Linked DNA regions of Homo sapiens: region 2 is linked to region 1. A link is a loop called in an ENCODE intact Hi-C map of the cell type or tissue named here. Cell type or tissue: heart right ventricle. All regions are shown on one strand. Each heading gives the region's core, and the rest is flanking DNA. Links, peaks and the distances in the headings are about the cores only. Region 1 holds the start of LOC124901628 (a long non-coding RNA gene). Region 2 overlaps IGFBP3 (insulin like growth factor binding protein 3).

Evidence for each region. Peaks named below come from ENCODE experiments on the same cell type or tissue, not always from the same donor. Only the 100,000 strongest peaks of a DNase experiment are listed, where the experiment ranks them.
Region 2: a loop joins it to region 1, with 5 times the contacts of the local background. A loop is called at or near these places in 61 of 110 quality-filtered maps.

What each region holds. Positions count from the first base shown.
Region 1 is chr7:47,248,868-47,258,660 of GRCh38, forward strand. LOC124901628 (a long non-coding RNA gene) reads right to left here and starts at 5,747. Exons shown (of 2, transcript XR_007060318.1): 1 at 5,524-5,747; 2 at 3,233-4,912. RefSeq lists a silencer at 5,629-5,808. In heart right ventricle, for the core only: a CTCF peak has its summit at 5,738 (motif pointing left); DNase peaks (open chromatin) are centred at 4,994 and 5,644; H3K4me3 peaks cover 1,248 bases; H3K27ac peaks cover 1,579 bases.
Region 2 is chr7:45,909,935-45,919,727 of GRCh38, forward strand. It overlaps IGFBP3 (insulin like growth factor binding protein 3), which reads right to left. Exons shown (of 5, transcript NM_000598.5): 2 at 7,279-7,505; 3 at 6,614-6,733; 4 at 4,871-5,011; 5 at 2,311-3,900. The coding sequence ends at 4,886. Among named protein-coding and RNA genes, the nearest start is that of IGFBP3, 6.4 kb to the right of the region's middle. In heart right ventricle, for the core only: CTCF peaks have their summits at 7,840 (motif pointing right) and 8,046; a DNase peak (open chromatin) is centred at 7,857; H3K4me3 peaks cover 2,117 bases; H3K27me3 peaks cover 549 bases.

The sequences.
Region 1 (9,793 bases), core at 2,929-7,928:
GGTGCCTGGGGCAGATGGAGTCTCTTTTGCTTGTGCCCCACTTGCACTACAGCTGCCGGACTCTGGAAAGCAGCCTACACAGGTTTTTACACTCCAGAGGCTACATGGTGTGCTGGGCTAAAGCACTGAAGGACATCTTGTTTCTAGGAAGGGACTGGACAGAGCCCAGGCTATTCCAGCCAGTCCCCGGCATCTCAGAATGTTGCACTCTCAGCACAAGCTACAGTTACTCTTGAAATCCACAAGCAAGTAGGTGGGAAGTACTGGGTCAGACCCAAAGAACTGTCCTGCATTTTTGTCCCTTTTTGCTTTCTTCTCCAAGCCAAATGACTACTCTTGGCCTCTTGAAATGTGCCAAGTGTCTGTGCTGACACTGCAGTTATATCATCTCATTTAATCCTTGAAGTAACACCAATTGACCATGCGTTCCAGATACAGAATCCAGTTCCAAGAGGTTTTCCCAAGGTCATAGAGTGAGAAAATACAAGATCAAATCTTATCACATCTGAAATCCATGGTGTTTTCACTGAACTGCACTACCTCTCAAAAGACTATTAAAAGCCCACCCATTTATGGTTTTATCGTAGTAAAATACACACAACACAAAACAAAGTTTTCACCATGTTTAAGTGTTGTAATTCAGTGGCATTTAGTACATTCAGAATGTTGCTCAATCATCATCTCTCTCTCTAGTTTCAGAACTATTTCACTCAGACGCATCAAACAGTCATTCCCTATTTCCCCTCCCTCCAGCCTTTGGAAGCCACTAGTCTCCTTTCTATCTCTGTGGATTTATGTATTTTGCATGTTTTACATAAGTGAAATTATACAATATGTAATCTTTGGTGTCTGGCTTCATTTACTAACATAATATTTTTGAGGATCATCCACATTGTACCATGTATCAGTACTTTATTCCTTTTTATGGCTAAATAATGTTCCACTATATGGATATAACACATTTTCTGTTCATTCATCAGCTGATGAAACTTTGGGTTGTTTCCACCTTTTGGCGATTATGAATAGTGCTACTATGGACATTTATGTACACATTTTTATTTGAACATTTGTTTTCAATTATTTGGGGGTATGCATTTATAAGTGAAATTTATGAATCATTTAGTCATTCTGTTTAACTTCTTGAGGAGCCAACAAAATGTCTTCCATAGGGGCTGTACCATTTTACACTCCCACCAGTGGTGTACAAGAGTTCTAATTTCTTCACATCCTTGCCAACACTTGTTATTCTCTAATTTTTTTTTTTTTTTTAGTAATAGCTATCCTAATGGGTTTGAAGCAGTTCTAATTGTGATTTTGATTTACATTTCTCTAATGACTAAATGGCACTGAACCACTTTTCATGTGGTTATTGTCCATTTGTATACATTCTTTGGAGAAAAGTCTGTTCAAGTTCATTGCCTATTTTGTTGCTGAGCTGTAGTAATTCTTTATATATTTTGGATACTAGTCCCTTATTGGATACATGATGTGCAAATATTGTCTTCCATTTTGTGGTTGCCTTCTTTCTTAATAATGTCTCTTGATGCACAAGAGCTTTTAATTTAAATGAATTCCAACTTGTCTGTTTTTTATTTTGTTGCTTGTGCTTTCATGTCATTTCTAAGCATATATTTGTCAATTGATTTTTGACAAAAATGCCAAGACAATCCAATAGGGAAATAATAGTATTTTCAACAAATATTGAATTTCCACATTTAAAAAATAATTTAACCCTTTTTTCTTATCATACACAAAAATTAACTAAAAATGGGTCATAGACCCAAATGTAAAATGAACTATAAAATTTCTTGGGCCAGGCATGGTGGCTCACGCCTGTAATCCCAGCACTTTGGGAGGCCGAGGCAGGTGGATCATGAGGTCAGGAGTTCAAAACCAGCATGACCAACATGGTGAAACCCCACCTCTACTAAAAAATACAAAAATTAGCCGAGCATGGTGTAATCCCAGCTACTCAGGAGGCTAAGGCAGGAGAATTGCTTGAACCCAGGAGGTGGAGGTTGCAGTGAGCCAAGATCGCACCACTGCACTCCAGCCTGGGCAACAGAGGGAGACGCTGTCTCAAAAAAAAAAAAAAAACACTTCTTAAAAGTCTGTGATCTTGGGTTTGGCAAAGATTTCATAGACATGGCACCAAAAGCACAATCCCTAGAGAAAAAAATGAATAAGCTGGACTTTATCAAAGTTAACAAAAATTTGTTCTGCAAAATATATCATTATTTCTTATTGGATGAAAGGACAAGCTGCAGAATTGAAGAAAATATTTGCAAATCTTAGGTCTGATAAAGCACTTGTGTCCAGAATATATGAAGAACTCTTACAGTTTAATAATAATAAGATAAGCAACCCACTGAAAAATTGGCATAAAAGTTTTTAAAAAAAAGGAAAAACTGGCAAAAGCTTTAAATAGACACCAAAGATATATAAATAAATAATGACAAACATGCTATAATAAATAATGAGATAAAAGATGCCATTAGCCGTTAAGGAAATGCAAATTAAAAACATAACAAGATATTACCAGAAACCTATTGGAATAGCCAACATTCAAACACCAACACCCACTGTCAAGGATGTGGAGAAACCGGAACCCATATACATCACTTGTAGGAAAAAAAAATGCCACAGCCACTTTGGCAAAAAGTTGGGCAGCTTCTTAAAAATATCCACTCAGCATATCCTGAACAATTTCACTTCTAGGTATATATCCCAGAAAAATGAAAACACATATCCACACAAAGACCTATATGTGAATGTTTCACAAAAGCATTATTCATAATATCCAAAAAGTGAAAACAATCTAAATGTTCACCAACTTATGAATGCATAAACAATATATGGTATATTCATCCAATGGAACGCACTTAGAAATAAGAATGAAGGCAATGCTGATACAGGAAACCACACGGATGAACTTCAAAAACATTATACGAAGTGAAAGAAGCCGGACACAAAAGACCACATATAGTATGATTCTACTTATATGAAATTTCTAGGAATTTCTGTCTATAGAGATAGAAAGCAGGTCAGTAGTTGCCTGGAGTCAAAAATGGTAGCTGGGATTGATTGCAAATGGGTAGGAGGAAATTTTGGGGGTGGTGATAATGTTCTAAAACTGAATTGTGATGGTTTACTAAAAGTCACTGAATGTACATTTCAAATTGGATGAATTTTATGGTATGTATACCTCAATAAAGATGCTTGAAGACATACATAGTTTTAAGAAATATCATTTTAATTGCTATATAATATTCCATCAAATGGATATGCCACATTTTATTAAGCAACTACTGAATAACTATTGAATAATGAGATTATTTCCAAACTTTCATTCTTTTAAATGCTTCAACCAATATGTTTGTTTGATTTTGTGCAAATCTGGTTTTTAATGGTCTCTTTAAGTTGATTCCCAGAAACGGAACATAGGAGAAGGGGATGCCCATTGACAGGGCTCTTGTTACCTAGCTGCCATCTGTTTTCTTTAACATTATATAAGGTTAAACAGCTCAGCAATGAATGGAAACATACATGTTAAAAATTGAGGGCCAGGCACAGTGGCTCACTCCTGCAATCCCAACACTTCGGGAGGCTGAGGCAGGTGGATTGCACGAGGTCAGGAGTTCAAGACCAGTCTGGCCGACATGATGAAACCCCATGTCTATAAAAAATACAAAAATTATCCAGGTGTGGTGGCGCATGCCTGTAATCCCAGCTACTCAGGAGGCTGAGGCAGGAGAATCACTTGAGCCTGGGAAGTGGAGGTTGCAGAGAGCCGAGATGGCTTGATAGGGTTTGGCTGTGTTTCCCCCCAAATCTCATCTTGAATTGTAACTCCCACAATTCCATGTGTCATGGGAGGGACCCAGTGGGTCCCTGTGAATCACAGGGGCAGGTCTTTCTCGTGCTGGTCTCATGATAGTGAATAAGTCTCACATGAGATCTGATGGTTTTATAAAGAGGAGTTCCCCTACACAAGTTCTCTCTCTTTTCCTGCCGCCATCCGTGTAAGACCTGACTTGCTCTTCCTTGCCCTCCACCACGATTGTAAGGCCTCCCCAGTCATGTGGAACTGCAAGTCCACTAAACCTCTTCTTCTTCCCATTCTGGGGTATGTCTTTATCAGCAGCATGAAAACGGACTAATACAAGGTGCCACTGCACTCCAACCTGGGAGACAGAGCAAGACTCTGTCTCAAAATGAATAAATAAATAAATAAATAAATATAAATAAAATAAAAATTGAGGGGTTTGGAAAGGCACTTCTCAACAAACAAACCTTACTTGGGCACATTTGGATTATAAAAAATAAACCCCTTCTAAAAACTATAAAAAATAAAAGGGGCAGAATCAATAATTTATCCTGATTTTTCTGCAAAAACTATTTCAGGGACACAAAATCAGATAATTACAACAAGTAAATGCCTGAAGTAAATAAATAGAGTAATTCTAGCTAGTACACAAAAAGGAAAAAAATAGAATGTTGCCATGGTGTGACCCCCTTAAGTTACAATACTAAGAGGTCTTTACTCGTCATAACAGGAATAGTCTGGTGTTCTGGGGAAGGTGTTAATACCAGAAATAGGGGAGCAGGGGAAACACCCCAAGTTTGCTTGGTAGGATCTTGCAGAGGAGGCTCAGGAGCTGAACTGGATAATTCAAACAAGTCATCTGGCTTCTCAAAAGTCCTCATGGGGAAGTGTCAGATCATGCAGGTGTCCACAGTGGACTGGGACCTGGGCAGCACTGAGTTCCCCTTACTGACTGCACCATCCATGAGCTGAGCCTGCCTTCTGGGGAAGGAGGGGCATCTCCAGGAAGGGCAACCGGGCCAGGTCAGAAGGCCTCCTGTGTCTCCGGGGCAGTGTGGTCTTCTTTCAGGAGAGAGTGAGTCATCACTGAAGGAGAACAGAGCGAAGGCTGCACAGTCCAGCAGTACTGGGCCCAGACTCTCAGCCCCTTTCTGGCCCTGCCACGCTAAGATAGGATCATCTCCCTCATGGATGCAGCTGATGTGTGCGTGAGCACACGCTTGCCAGGCAACTGGCCAGCACCGGCTGTCTCTGCAACGCGGAATTTACAAATGCCCTTCCCGTGAGGAAGGAAGAGTAACCCGATTGATTCTCCGCTACCAAGCAAGCCCTCTGCCACTTTACAGTGCAGTAACTGCTTACAATGATTCCCCTTCTCGGGAATCGCTTTTCTAGCTCTTCCTCTACAGTCGGGGAGCTGAGCCCCCAGAAGCCAGCAGTCACACTAGTAGGGCAGGGCAGAGCCCGCTTGACCCCTTCCTTGGGAGGGGGGCCTAGCGCCGGGGCGCGTTTCCTCTTCGCGCTGCCCTGTCCTGGCCCGCCACTGGAGCCGGTAGCCCGCAGGGCAGCGGGGGCGGAGGCGACCCTGGGGGTGGCCTGTGGGCCCCCCTGCGAGATCTCGACGGTTCCTATCTATTCCATTCTCCCTCCCCGTCTCCCTGAGCCCCGCCCCTGGGTCCCTTGCTGGAGCCGCTCACCCCCTCCCCCGCAGGCGTTGTGCTGGGCCCGGGGCAACTTCCCCAGAACGTCCGGCCACCCTGCGCGGAAGCACGCCTGGCAGAGCTGCTGAGCCAGGCTCAGGTCGCGGAGTAGCGGCGCTCCGGACCGGCGGAACACGGCGTCCTCGGCTCAGCTTCGGAAGCGCCCCCGCCCCGCCCGGCGAGCCCGGGAATGGCGCGCGCGCCCCCTGCCGGCCACACCGGGACCAGCGGCACCCACAGAGGGCGCGCGGGCAGGGCGCGAGGCGGCAGGCCCCTCTCTTCCTCCCGACCCTCGCAGGCTGAGCACATCAAAAGGCAGGCTTCCTTATGGGTGCTTTCGTTGAAATTCAGCATTGTGGCCAGTCTTGAAAGTACAAAAAAAAAAGAGGGCAAATGTGCTGCACCACTTTAACACAACTTCAGTGACCCTGTTGTCTTCTTCTCTCAGATCTTCCTTCTGCTGCTGTATCTGCATTTCCTCATAACGCCAACAATAATGAGAGCATGGCCCGGGAACCCGCAAACTTTTTTCTGGAAAAGGCCAGATAGTAAATGTTCCTGGTTTTGTGAGCAAGATGGAAAATCGCCCATAGACAATATGCTGAGCCGACTGAGCCTGTGCCAGTCCCTGGGAGCCGACGCTAACTGGAAACAGCCAGGCCAGTTGTGCAAACTGCCCACTTGTTCATTAAATCGAGGCAGGTGTGACTTCAAGGCTACCACTCTCTGGTCCTTGTCAGGTGCAGGCTCTGTTAGAGGTTCCTGCCACATCCCTGCCTGGGCCACAGGGCCGTCCCTGGGTCCCCAGGTGTCTCTCCAACCATAACCCTGCCTGGGCCCTGCTATGTCATTTGAGCCATGAGGCCCCTGAAGATCAGTGGCCCCTGCTGCCCTGGGCCCACAACCTGTCACTAGCCTGTTGGGGTTTAAGGGTGAAAAGAAAGACCTCAGACACACATATGTGCACATGCATGCACAAACACACGCATGCACGCACACACACGAACATGCACCAACATGCGGACCCACTAACCCGGAACCACTGGGTTTCTGTGGCAGTGAGAGTAGGAGAAAGGCCTAGGATGCAGCTTGTAGTGAACTCTTATAATTCCATGTTACCATTCCCAACAGAGGTTTAACTTTTTCCTACCAGAGGCAGGGCTTACTCACCCTTAACACAGTTTCCAGCTCTCCACCTCCTTCCAGTTCCTCAATGTGATCAATCCAGACATCTGCCTTATACAAACACCTCCTGGTGACCACTGCCCTACGAGACAGCTGGATACAACCTACTTGACTCACCCCACTGACCCCACATGGACCTCACAGATATGCTGCAATGACCACCTCTCAGTCATGGCGTGATTACATGGAACCGGTGCCTGCTTGCTCTAAACCCATCAATTAGAACTCCCTATGGGAAACCTGCCTGGGGTAGACCCCTGGACCCCACTTAAGGCCTCAGCTTACAGGTCCTCCTCTCTCTCGATCCCCACCCAGTGGTTGTGTGTGTGTGTGCCCCAGGCAGCTCCCTCCATTCCGCTAGCCATGTGAGGTATTCTGCCTTCTTCTCTCTGGGATCTGTGAGGAATATGCTGCTTCTGTGACTCTATGTGCTTTGTCCAGTTGCCTCCTCTGTCTCCCCGGACAGATGCACCAGAACCTAGCTCCTCTCCTAGTCAGGGCTGGCCTAAAGAGTGGCTATCTTATTGGGAATAGCTGGAAACAGGTCAGATGGGAGCCACAAGGAGTCTGCCAGTATGAACAAGATTCCTGTGAGAGCAACACCAGACCATGGGTCTCACCCTCAGGCATGAGGCCACCTGCCAGGATAAAGAAGAATCTTGTGAAAGGCGTGCTGTACACATCCACCACCAAATCCCCGAGGCCCATTAGGTGGGGCACAGTTTATAGGAACTCTGCAGAAAGAGACCACAAGACCAAATCAGAAAGAATCACAACAGCCTCAGCCACATGGTTCCCTCCATGAGCAGAGGCACCCACAGCACCGAGGAGAGGGGAGGGGAGCTGAAGAAAGGGGAGGGGAGAGTAGGAGAGGATGTCTTCAAGCCACCCTGTTTTCAGCCCCACAGGCCCCGTGATATGAGAAGCACAGAGGGTTTCTCCAAGTACAGAGAACAAAACAGGAATAATCCTCTAGTTCTCCTTCCACATCCTCATCCTAGGGCATTTTTATTTATGCAGAGTACACACTCCCTGTCTTGTACCTCACTTTCCTAGGTGAGGGTGCCCCCTAACATGCTGGCTTGGTGGGTGTTTTCCTGGGTCATCCCCAGCGGGCACCTGAGCCTGGGCTATGCAACCTGCTGCCTCCTCCTTGTAGGAGCCCCCTCTCCCAGCTGTAGGTCTCTTCCTCTCAAAGGACTCAGCATCAGCCTCATGCAAGAAATATCCTTGGGAAACAGTGGCCTGACAAGAAGGGTGAGGGTGAAGGAAAGGCTAAGAATTGGGCAGCCAGGAGATGGCTAGAATTGGCTAAGAATTGGAAAAATTGGAAAAGGCTAAGAATTGAGATGGAGACGGTGAGGGAGGAGGGAAAGGAACAGTGGACCCACTTTGCTGATAAAGGAGCTTAGGTCAGAACAGCCTCCAGACACAGAGAGGAATGGCCTCCAGGTATGAGGGCAGCAGAGGGGCTGGAAATGGGAAAGAAGAGTGGCCTCCAGGTATGAGGGCAGCAGAGGGACTGGAAATGGGAAAGAGTACAGGGTGTGGAGGAAGAAGGGGCAGCCACATCACTGCAGGAGACTCTGGACAAAGGAACATTTTCCTCCAAGTACCCAAGGTGCTTTGGTATGACACCATCTGGTTGTAAATTGATTTAAGGATAGGAACAGAAATTTGATCAAAAGTCAGAAATATTTTCATACCTTTGACCAAATCGTCCTCCTTACTCACTGGAATTTACATCAAAGAAGTGACATGAGTGGAGAAGGCTTTTCTGGGAAGGATGGGAGGGGCCGGGATAGGGAGGTGCTGGCAGGAAGGGGAGGATTCAGGAGGGAAAGAAAAGGGGAGGGGAGGGCAGGCTGCAGCCCCGGGGAACCTTGCACAGGCCTCGCAGCCTCACCCACCTGGGGTTGAGTTGGACTCTGCTGACTGTAGCCTCTCTGAGCCTCCAGTTCTCTCTGGAGCTCTACCTCATAATATCTACCCCAGTGGCTAGTTTTGAGGACTTCACAAGATAACACCTGGCACAAAGTAAATGCTCAATAAAGGTTAATACTAATATTACTCAGATAACTTATTAGGTCTCTGTTCAGAAACCAACCCTCACATTTTATAGTTATTTTTAAAATTTACGTACAATGCAATTCCTTTCTCTGTCTCTCTCTCTCGTCTACAGTTCTATGAGTTTTGACAAATGCACAGGATCATGGAACCAGCACCACAATCAAGACAGAAAAGTTCCACCCACCTCAAAAGTCTTTCTCACCATCCTTTGAAATCCAGCTCTCTCCCATCTCTAACCCAGGACATCTCCATCCCTAAGGCTTTCCCTTTTCCAGAAGGTCATATAAATGGAATTGTATAGTTTGTAGTCTTTTGAGTTGGACTTCTTTCATTCAGCATAATTATTTTAAGATTCTTGCATTCTGTTGAGAGTATCAATAATTTGGGGTTTCTTTGCTGAATAATATTCCATTGGATGGATGTACCCCAGTTGGTTGGTACATCCATCAGCTGAAGGACATTAGGTTTTCATTCTTGGCAATTATAAATAAAAGTTGCTCTAAGTATTCATGTAATAAGTTTTTGTGTGACCCATAAGCTTTCATTTCCACTGGGTAAACACCTAAGAGGGAGATTGCTGCAACATACATGGTAAATGTAAGTTTTACTTTACAGGGAAATTTTCAAACTGTTTTCTTTTTTTTGTTTTGTTTTTTTGAGACGGAGTCTTGCTCTGTCGCCCAGGCTGGAGTGCAGTGGTGCAATCTTAGCTCATTGCAACCTCCGCCTCCCGAGTTCAAGCGATTCTCCTGCCTCAGCCTCCCAAGTAGCTGGGACTACAGGCAGGTGCCACCAGGCCCAGCTAATTTTGTATTTTTAGTAGAGATGGGGTTTCACCATGTTGGCCAGGCTGGTCTCAAACTCCTGACCTCGTGATCCAACTGCCTCAGCCTCCCAAAGTGCTGGGATTACAGGCGTGAGCCACCGCACCCGGCCCCTTCAAACTGTTTTCTAAGCAGTTGACCCATTCTGTATCTCCACCAGCAAGCGTAAGAGTTCCAGTTTCTCTGCC
Region 2 (9,793 bases), core at 4,794-9,793, 1.3 Mb before region 1:
AGATTGTATCAAAATAGAAATAAAACAAGGACATTACCTACACTCACATAGCCAAGGTTAATATTTTGGTGTATTTTATTTTGGTTTTATGTGTGTGTGTACACAATATAATTGCATTCTGCTTTTCTTTTAGCCCACCACAGACATTTTTCTTGCTGTAACTCTTATTCAAAAACATTTTTAGTGGTGGCATAATATTTCTTTGTACCAATGCATTTCAGTGTAAAATGCCCTTGTACTTAACTGTCTGTGCACGTCTCTGATGATGCCTGTGGGATTTGTTTCTCCAGTGGGATGACTAGTTCAAGGAGTTTGATCAGATCAGAAATGTCCCTCTAGACAGGCTGCCACAGCAGAGAACCTGGAATCCCATTAGGGTACCCTCATCAACAATGGTGATTTTTATTTTTCCTAAAGTGTGTTGATTTGATAACTTAATCTTAGGAAGCTGTTGTTGTAGCACCTGCATCACCTTGACTCCCATGGAGGAGACCACCCTTACTTGTTCATTTCTGTGTGTGTCTGCGTGCAGGTTGCTTGGGTACATGTGACCTTAGGGGTTAGTGGAAGCAAAAGCCCCAGGGAGCAGAAGTTGCCTGAGGAAGATGGCAGAGGATCAGAACCAAGGCAGGGAGGTAGAAGAACTGGAGGGTCCAGAGGAGAATGAGAGTATGCAATTTTAAGGTATTTACTGGAAGTGGCAGGAGAGCATTTAGAGGGAATAGTTGATCATAGGTATTGTGTCAGGGTTTCCCAGAGAAACAGAACTAACAGGTTATATCTATCTGTCTGTCTATCTATCTATCTATCTATCTATCTATCTATCTATCTATCTATCTATCATCTATGTATCTATCTCTGTCTAATCTACCTATCTATCTAATCTATCAATCTATCATCTATCTAGTCTATCTACCTACTTATCTCTAATCACCCACCAAAAAAGACTTATTACAAAAAATTGGCTAAGTATGGAGGCTAAGTCTCACCATCTGTAATCTGCAAGCTGGAGAACCAGGAAAGCTGGTGGTGCAATTCTGCCCACGCAGACAGAAAAAAGGCACAAACCCTTCTTTCCTCTGCCTTTTGTTCTATTCAGAACCTTAATGGATCGATGGATGCCTGCCCACATTGGGGAGGGCAATCTATTTTACTGAGTCCACTGATTTAAATGCTAATCTTATCTGGAAACACCTTCACAGATACTACGCTCACAGTATCACCCTCACAGATGCTGTACCTGGGCACCCCATGGCCCAGTCAAGTTGACACATAGAATTAATCATCATGAAGTGTGGGAAGCAGCAGAAGTTAGAGGTTAAGAAATGAGGACAAGAAAGGGCACATGAGTTGGTGGCTCCCAGGAAAACAAACCCAGTGGGCTTAGAAGGCAAGCATTATTTTGTAGCTCATAGCTCTTCAGCAGCTCCCAAGAGGTTGCCACGTTCCGGTCCTGGATTTCCAGACACTTGGCCTCGCTCCCCAGGTGCTCCAGGATTCTGCCGCACAACTCTCCGTGACGCTTGGTGCCTGCTCCCTGCAATGGGCTCCTTCTGCTCACTGTCTCCCTCCATCCTCACAGCCTTGCAGTCACAGCACCCCCAAGGGGCCTGCTTTCTCATTTGTCCTGGTTTCTCATGTGATCAGCCTGAGACCACACACCACAATACCAGTCCTCTGAACACTTACAGAACCGGCTTGCTGCTCATCACATACAACACGTGATAAGGGTATCATTTTAGATGTTTCATCAACAAATCAGACATGGCGCTAGACAGGAGGTAACTCGACAGGAGGTAACTCTTCGACTGCAGTTTATCCTTGGATGCTCTGAAGCCACAGGCTCAGTGTTTTGTCTAAAGTGGCTTTGACAAGTAACAATTCTTCCAAGGCTGCAGATGAGGGGGCTTAGATCCCAGAACCCCTTCTGCTTGGAGCAGAGAAGGGCCACTCTCTGATTGGAGATGGGAAGGGGACAAAGCGGTAAAGGACACGAGACTGAATTGCTGAGTGTCTGTTCTGGTCCTTCCCTGCTTGTCTGTGGATGGCTGCTAGTGTTAGATGGGACAATACAGGACACAACCCAAAAAAGGCAAGGACCAGTCACATAGGTGCACATTGCTGACCTGATCAAACCTGGGCCACAGACTGTCCCAACAACACAACCTCCTAGAATTGGACCATCTTGCAGATATGACCCAATGCCTCCATAGGCTTCCCACAAAGCCATGGAAACTGACTTGGGTTCTTTTGCTAAAAGGGAAAGCAGGGAAACATTTGTGGTTATGAAGTTTTCCACTACAGCTAAAATATTTTCCCCTTTCAGGATTTTATTATAATAAAATAATTATTATATAATAAAATAAAATAATTAGTGATACAAAGCCCAGAGATGGTCAATAACAAAGGGAAAGATATTTTTTTAATGGTAAAAACTTTATTTACTATTTATAAATACATTGCAAGACAAACTTCTCAAAAATACTTTTCCCCCCAAAAAGTTAAAAAAATAAAGAAAAGCTAATAGGTAGGCAGAATGTCTTGAGACCCCTCTGTTTTCAAGGAGAGCTCTATGCAGCGTGTGTCCACACCGAGGTCTGCAGCAGGGCAGAGTCTCCCTGAGCCTGACTTTGCCAGACCTTCTTGGGTTTGGCCTCCGGGAGAGCAGCCCAGTCTCTGGGCGTGAGCTCCTTTCCTCAGTCATGGCCACAGTTGTATCATATAGCATCTCTAACATTTCATCTAGGATTATCTAGTATAGATCTTACTATATTTGGGGCTATGTTGTATACAATGTTAACAAGAACATATCTTCTCTGCATATATGTGTGAATTATAAAGAAAAGCATGAGAATGACTCTAAGTTCAACAAACATGGGTGAATCTCTATGTGCTCCCAGTGTCCTGGATGGGCTCCCCAGCAAGCCATTCCTCCTTCCTGTTCTGATATTACTATTCTTTTTTACATTGTGCTAAGGAGGACAAAAGATGAGAGATGAAAATAAAGCTTTGCCTTTAAAGAGCTTATCCTCAGAAATAAGCTTCGTCTTGAGTTGTTGAACTACAAAACACTATTTTCTGCAGTCATCCGAAGAATTGTGCCATTACTTGTGATGCCTCTGAATGTGGAGGCTGACTCTCCCTGTCTCTCTGTCCCTCCTACCCCACGGGGCCGCAGCAAAAGCCATCCTGGGCCTTCGACTGGGCCATGTCTTCAGGAAGATTCCTGAAGAGGAGGGCCCGAAATACCTGCCTTTATAGGTTCCCAGAGTGCCCTAGAACATTCTTAGATACATATTTTTTAAACAAGTAGGACTCCACCTTATTTTCTCCAATAGTCCCCAAGCAGTACAGGTCACTTGAAGACATAAACATTCTTCTTGGTTGAGGGATCCACGCCCTTGTTTCAGAAATGACACCACAGAAGGCTGTGAGCTCCAGGAGCATGCGTTGGGATGTCCGGATGACCGGGGTTTAAAGGTTTTCCTATTCTCGATAAAGCCTGTGCGCACTGTACGGGGAGTGGGGGTGAAGCGTGTTCTCTACATAGGCAACACAGCCGCCTAAGTCACAAAGTCAGTGGTCGGCCGCTTCGACCAACATGTGGTGAGCATTCCACGGGCGCATGAAGTCTGGGTGCTGTGCTCGAGTCTCTGAATATTTTGATAGGAAGCGACAAGAAAATTCAAACTGCTCTTTGCTGACTACTGGAAAGTGAAAAGATGCTCAAGTTTACCATTCAAAGAAACCATAGGCATTTCAAAAACCTCTTTCTAAACTTTGGTTTAAAAAAAATCAGTTCACCACAAACAGAAATATAAATCGAGGCTGTAGCCAGCTGCTGGTCATGTCCTTGGCAGTCTTTTGTGCAAAATAAGGCATATTTGAGCTCCACATTAACTAAAACAAAAAGAAAAAGAAATATATTGAAATAATCCCCCCAAAATCAAAAGGGCTCGACTCTTGCCCTGAGATATCCAGCACAGCCTGCAGGCTAATGGCACTAGGCCTGCAAGTGCAGGGCTGGGGTCTCAACTCATGTTTTCAAACAAAGCAACGAGTACCAGATGCTGCTCACAGTGTTCATTGTCAAAGAGTTACCCTTAAATTAGAATTATTTTTTCCAACTTGTAAGGAAAAAAGAAACCCTTATAACTAAACATGCAAATTTCTTCTGCTTACTAAATTTGTCTTAATAAAATGAAAGAAAATGTATTTATTCCTTTCCCCCAATAGTTCCCTCATTTATTAAAAGAAAAAAGAAGACTGGATATAATAGCATTCTCTAAAATTATCGTTTAAAATTTCATTTTTCTATCAGATTTAAATTAACTTTATTAAAATTATATTAGCCACAGACTAACAGAATATTCATTATATATTTTACAGAAAAAAAAAGCTGCATCTTCAAACTGATGCTCTCCCAACTGAGCTATTTCAGCTGTCTCACATTCACATCTTTAATTTAGAAACATGTATCTTTAGCAGGTTCTTGCGGATTAAAACGGTTTCTCTGTGAAGATAAATGGACCTCCAGACCTCACGGGTAAAGCCTAACTTTGAAAATCTTCACTTTGTGTGTGGATGAATGATAGCTTAGGTGCTGTGAGGTATCTGAGATAAAGCAGAGTGTCCCTGAGGTGCACTGGCCGGCCTCCTTCCCCACACTTGTTTGGTTGGGTTGATGGGGTCTCCCTCTCCCTGCACCCTTCTGAGGGCTCTGTCCTATTTGCTTTGCTCTTTCTGGCCCTGAGCTGCAGCTCCTGGGTCTGTAAGCCTGGGGAAGGGCCAGTGGCCACGCCCAGCCCCTGAGGCTGGTCCAAGGACAGTGAGGCCCTGGAGCCCCAGGCTGCCCCTCCTGAGTACTCACCCTTGCGGCAGGCGTCTACTTGCTCTGCATGCTGTAGCAGTGCACGTCCTCCTTCCCCTTGGTGGTGTAGCCTGGGAGAGGCTGCCCATACTTATCCACACACCAGCAGAAGCCCCGCTTCCTGCCTTTGGAAGGGCGACACTGTGGGAGAGAAACAGAAGACAGAGAAGTGAATGCTCCTGGGTCTGGTGTCAGGTCGGTGGCCAGGGCGCATGATGGTTTGCCAGCGTGACTCTGCTATGCTGAGAAAGCACAACAGAAATTTCAGCTAAGGCAACACAAGAGCCATGCGTGCCTAGGCCCGCTGAGTGTGCGCCTGTGCATGCGTGTGGGTGTAACTTCCTGCTCCAAGAAAGCGGGGGTGGGGGCAGTTTTGTGTTTCTAGGAGTATAAGGTGGACACCAGCCCTTGTAGAACCTCTTGACTGACTTCTCTGCCAAATGTGGGACTGAGAACATCCCCGCTGCCTGCGAATGTCACAGCTATGACTTTGGAGCCCACATCCAGCCTCACATGACACCTTCTCAGTATGACTTTGTTGAATGAATATGACTTTGACAGAAAACGTGGGTATAAACGAGCAATGGCAATGGAGGAAAGCTTAGGCTTTCTGACTGTGGCCACTACTATGAATCCTAGTATATGGTCACCCTGAGGCCACTGTGGCTCACTTAGGTCTCCAAAGGCCAATTCTGTAGATAGCATAGTATCAATTGTCCAATTAGAAAGCCAATTGAAATAGTGCCATCACATAACACAAAGCCTATAGAAGCATATTTATTACAGCTTAATATTACTATATCTTAAATTTGTTTGATCATTTTCAGGTTAATTGGGATTTTAGGCATATGACTACATTTGGGGCTGATGTGTAGCCAGGATTCTCACTCCATTCCTTTTCCAGGAATGGGACTATGTTGCAATATAAAGATTTTGAAAAGACTGTTGTTTGATGTTGATGACTCTCATGCCTTCTTCTCACTTGGACTTTCTAGGGAAATGCCAGTGAGTCGGAGGAAGACCACATGGCCAGTTTGGAGAGACTGGCCATCCCCAGCATGGACCGAGTGTCTGATTTCAAGTTCCATCCCCTCCACGCCAAGACAGACACCTGGTATGTGCTGGGGATGGCTGGGCTCTCCAAGCTGGCCATGCTGCAGTCATCCCCCCACTCACTAGCATTTCCTTGAAAAGCCCAAGGGAGACAGAGACACACGAGTCACCAACATCTAGCAACAGCCTTTTCAAAATCTTAATATTGCAACCTGCTCACTATCGGGAAGGCATCAGTAGGAAAGGGGACGATTGTGGGATTTCAGGGTAAGCTTTTTGTGGTATGACCTCATGTCACACTTCTTGGAAACTGACTATAATAGTTGTTTGAAATGTCACTCCCTGACGCAGCATTAACAAATGTGTTAACATGTCCACTTGCAGTTTATAAAGGGTGCCACTGGGCAGCATCTTGTCCGCCCTGTGGGTGAACCATTGAAAGGACAGGAGTGGGAAGCGGGTGGTGGAAAGGCACTAGGGTTGAGGATTATGGCCAATATAGCAGCACTCAGAGCAACAAGTCAAAGCAGCCCTTGGTCTGACCTCCTGAGACTGGCACCAAGTCCTGGGCACTGGTGCTGCACAGGCTCAGAGTTAGAGCTATGGCCAGAAGAGCCTGGGGGCTGGTGAGATGGGTTTCTCCTCTGTGTCAACAGAAGAGGAAGAAAACACACTGAGGACCTCACTCACCTGCTTTTTCTTATAAAATCCCTTCTTGTCACAGTTGGGAATGTGTACACCCCTGGGACTCAGCACATTGAGGAACTTCAGGTGATTCAGTGTGTCTTCCATTTCTCTACGGCAGGGACCCTGGGGATCAGGAAGGACCAGAGCAACAGAGTCACAGTTTTTACTCTAGAATGTGTGCTTTAAAAATCTTACGATGCTGCACAACTACCAAAAGTGGGACCTGTAATTTGCTCCTCAGATACCTTATGTCTGATGTAGCACGAAAGTCCCCCGAATAAGCTAACCATCACTCCCTGTCTCCTTTTTGCTCTTCCCAGAGTAAGGCACAGAAGCTGGTATGGAACCAATAGCAGGTCAACAAGCATAGAGGATGAAGTAAATAAAACTATCTTTATGAGAATATTTTTCATTATCTGCAGAGGTCTTTATGACATCCCATATGCTTTTAAGAGTGTTATTTCAGCTTGATCCTCATAAGATTCTCCAAAAGGGTCAATATTCTTTATGTAAGGAGAGGAGAGAGGTAGGGCACAGAGGGGCTAGGGGTTGCCCACCCATCAGCCAGGCGCTGGGGTTTGTTGAGTAAGAATTGCCCTCAAGAGGCTCTGAGTACCCAGGCTTGGCAGGTCTTGCCCTCCTCCTTTAACAAGAGGAAAAGCTCTCACATATTCTGTCTCCCGCTTGGACTCGGAGGAGAAGTTCTGGGTATCTGTGCTCTGAGACTCGTAGTCAACTTTGTAGCGCTGGCTGTCTTTAGCATGCCCTTTCTTGATGATGATTATCTTTGAATGGAGGGGGTGGAACTTGGGATCAGACACCCGGTGCGTGCTGGAGACGGACGGGCTCTCCACACTGCCGGCGCTGCGGTCTTCCTCCGACTCACTAGCATTTCCTTAAAACGCCCAAGAGAGACAAACACATGAGAGTCATCAATATCTATCACAGTCTTTTAAAAATCTTAACGTTGCAACCAGGTCACATGTAAATGACAATATTAGTTGGCAATCCAAGTGAGTTTTTTTTTTTAAAATACCTCGATGAAGTATTATTCCATCATACTACTCACTACATGGTGGTTGCTCTACCTCAAGAAGTTATCTGTTTGAAAGTCAATCTGACAGGTGCTCTTCCTAAGTAGCTGCAACTAAAGAAGGCAGACAAACGCTTCAGTGCCCCTCAGTAGGTGAAGGCAGTATGCTTCATCTTCCACCGGCAGGGGGCAGACCTGAGCCACGGGAGGCTGCTGCAGCGCCGGCTCAGAAATTTTGCAGTCAACTCCAAGTGTGGTCCTCCCACCCGCGGGAGCAGCGGCAGCCCGGGGACTTGGAAGAAATGCACATTCTCCACTCCGGAAACGCTGGAGTGGCGGCAGCAGTCTGAGTTGTAACAAGCCCTTATGGGAATTCCAAGGTTGACCAGTACCGTCCTCAATGCTACCAGGTAAACACGCTTATAAGAGCTTGGTGTCCAGCTCAGATGGGAAAACTGAATTATTACCTGCAAAGCGTTTTGCCTCAGGGGCTCAGAATCATGCAAGCATGTTGGTGGCTTGTTTTCTAGGTCCCCGTTACATCTCTAAAACTCAAGGTCTACACAGACCCTGTGCATCTTGCTGGTGCCTGCCTAAGTGAGTCCTTTTCACCCCGGGTGAACACAGCAGCACATGGATGCAGACAATGCCAAAGTCCCACTCACGGCTCAGACTTCTAAGTGCCAAAGAGCTTTTCCTTCCCTGGGTGGGGGTGGGGTAGGAGAAATCCCCCTCCAGCAGATCTCCCTTTTATAATAAAAAGTGCTAAATGAAGAAAGTCTGATGCTTAAAATGGATGCTGGAATGTTAACAGTTGAATTGGAATTTTAAGTATATGACTAAATTCAAGACTGGATCTGCAGCCAGGATTCTCACTCCATTCCTTCTTCAGAATGAACTTGGAGGGGCTGTAAGACCGCTATGGGGATCAAAGGCTACATTCAGAGCCCATGCTCCCAGGGCCTGTGGACCATGCCAAGGTCTGGAGGCATCGGCTTAAGTCCACAATTGAGAGTCATGAAATTTCTCTACTACAACAAACAGGGCTATAATGTGTAACCCTAGCAGGGAGCTCAGGTGGCCCATCTGGTCCACAGTCTATTCTAGAAAGCTACCTGGGGCTGCAATGATTTGGCTGCAGATGCTCTGCTCTCCCCTGGAAGTGGCTACTGGCAGGTCACTCACCAGGGCCTTAGGAAAGTCCCTCTCCTCTCTGGGTCTTAGTTTCCTCACCTGCCAAACAGCTCACTGAGGTCCTGCTGTAAAGTTCCCCAAGGGGTTTCATACCTTGGGAAGCACACATTCCCAGGGTCCAGCACAGAGCCTCACAGAGGAGGTCCCTACCTGCGAGGATTTGGTTTCAATTTCTTTTAATCTTAGCTTGCTTTCTTTTTCAAGGAAATACTGAGATAAAAGAGATACTAAGAATGTAAATACTCTAAGAACATGTAAATAAACGTATTTATACTTCTTTTCTAAGAACCTTGAGTAATTTCTTAAATTTCCTTGGTTTCTTCTTAATGCCTGGGCTGCAGACTAGGGCATGAAGACAAAACAGTTCTATTTAAGCAACAGATAATTGTGACTTTTGACTGTCGAAAATTTACCTTTTTTTGTCAAATAGATTCTAGAAGTCACTTAGATCTTTTTATAATCTTATAACTCACATCAACCTATACTACAGTGCTACTAAGGTGGTAATCATGATGATTGCTAAAGCCCAAGAATGACGATGTGTATCAGTATTTCTAAGATCACTTTTTGAATACCCCAAAATGCACAATAATGTACGACACTTGGCAAATGACATAACTTTGCCCCGAGAGACAAATGCCTCCAGCAGCTTTAACAGCTGACCAGAGCCAGTGTATGTTTCAGGCATCTTGCCTTTCCATGAATCCAGCATTTCTCAGGGGTGAACAGAGCCAGCCTTGCCGAGCCAGAAAATAACTTCACCCGGGCGTGGAACTCTACAGCTACATAAATTATAAAGGGACTGTTCATCCTGCTAGCCCTAGATGGGGGCCTGCCCAGTGACATCTGTCCAACGTGATCGTTGGGGAGTTGGGGGAATTAGGATGGGGAGAATTCTCCCAGCCTTCAGCTGTGCAAGGCAGGAACTTTATTTCTCATATAACTAGGTGAGGCTG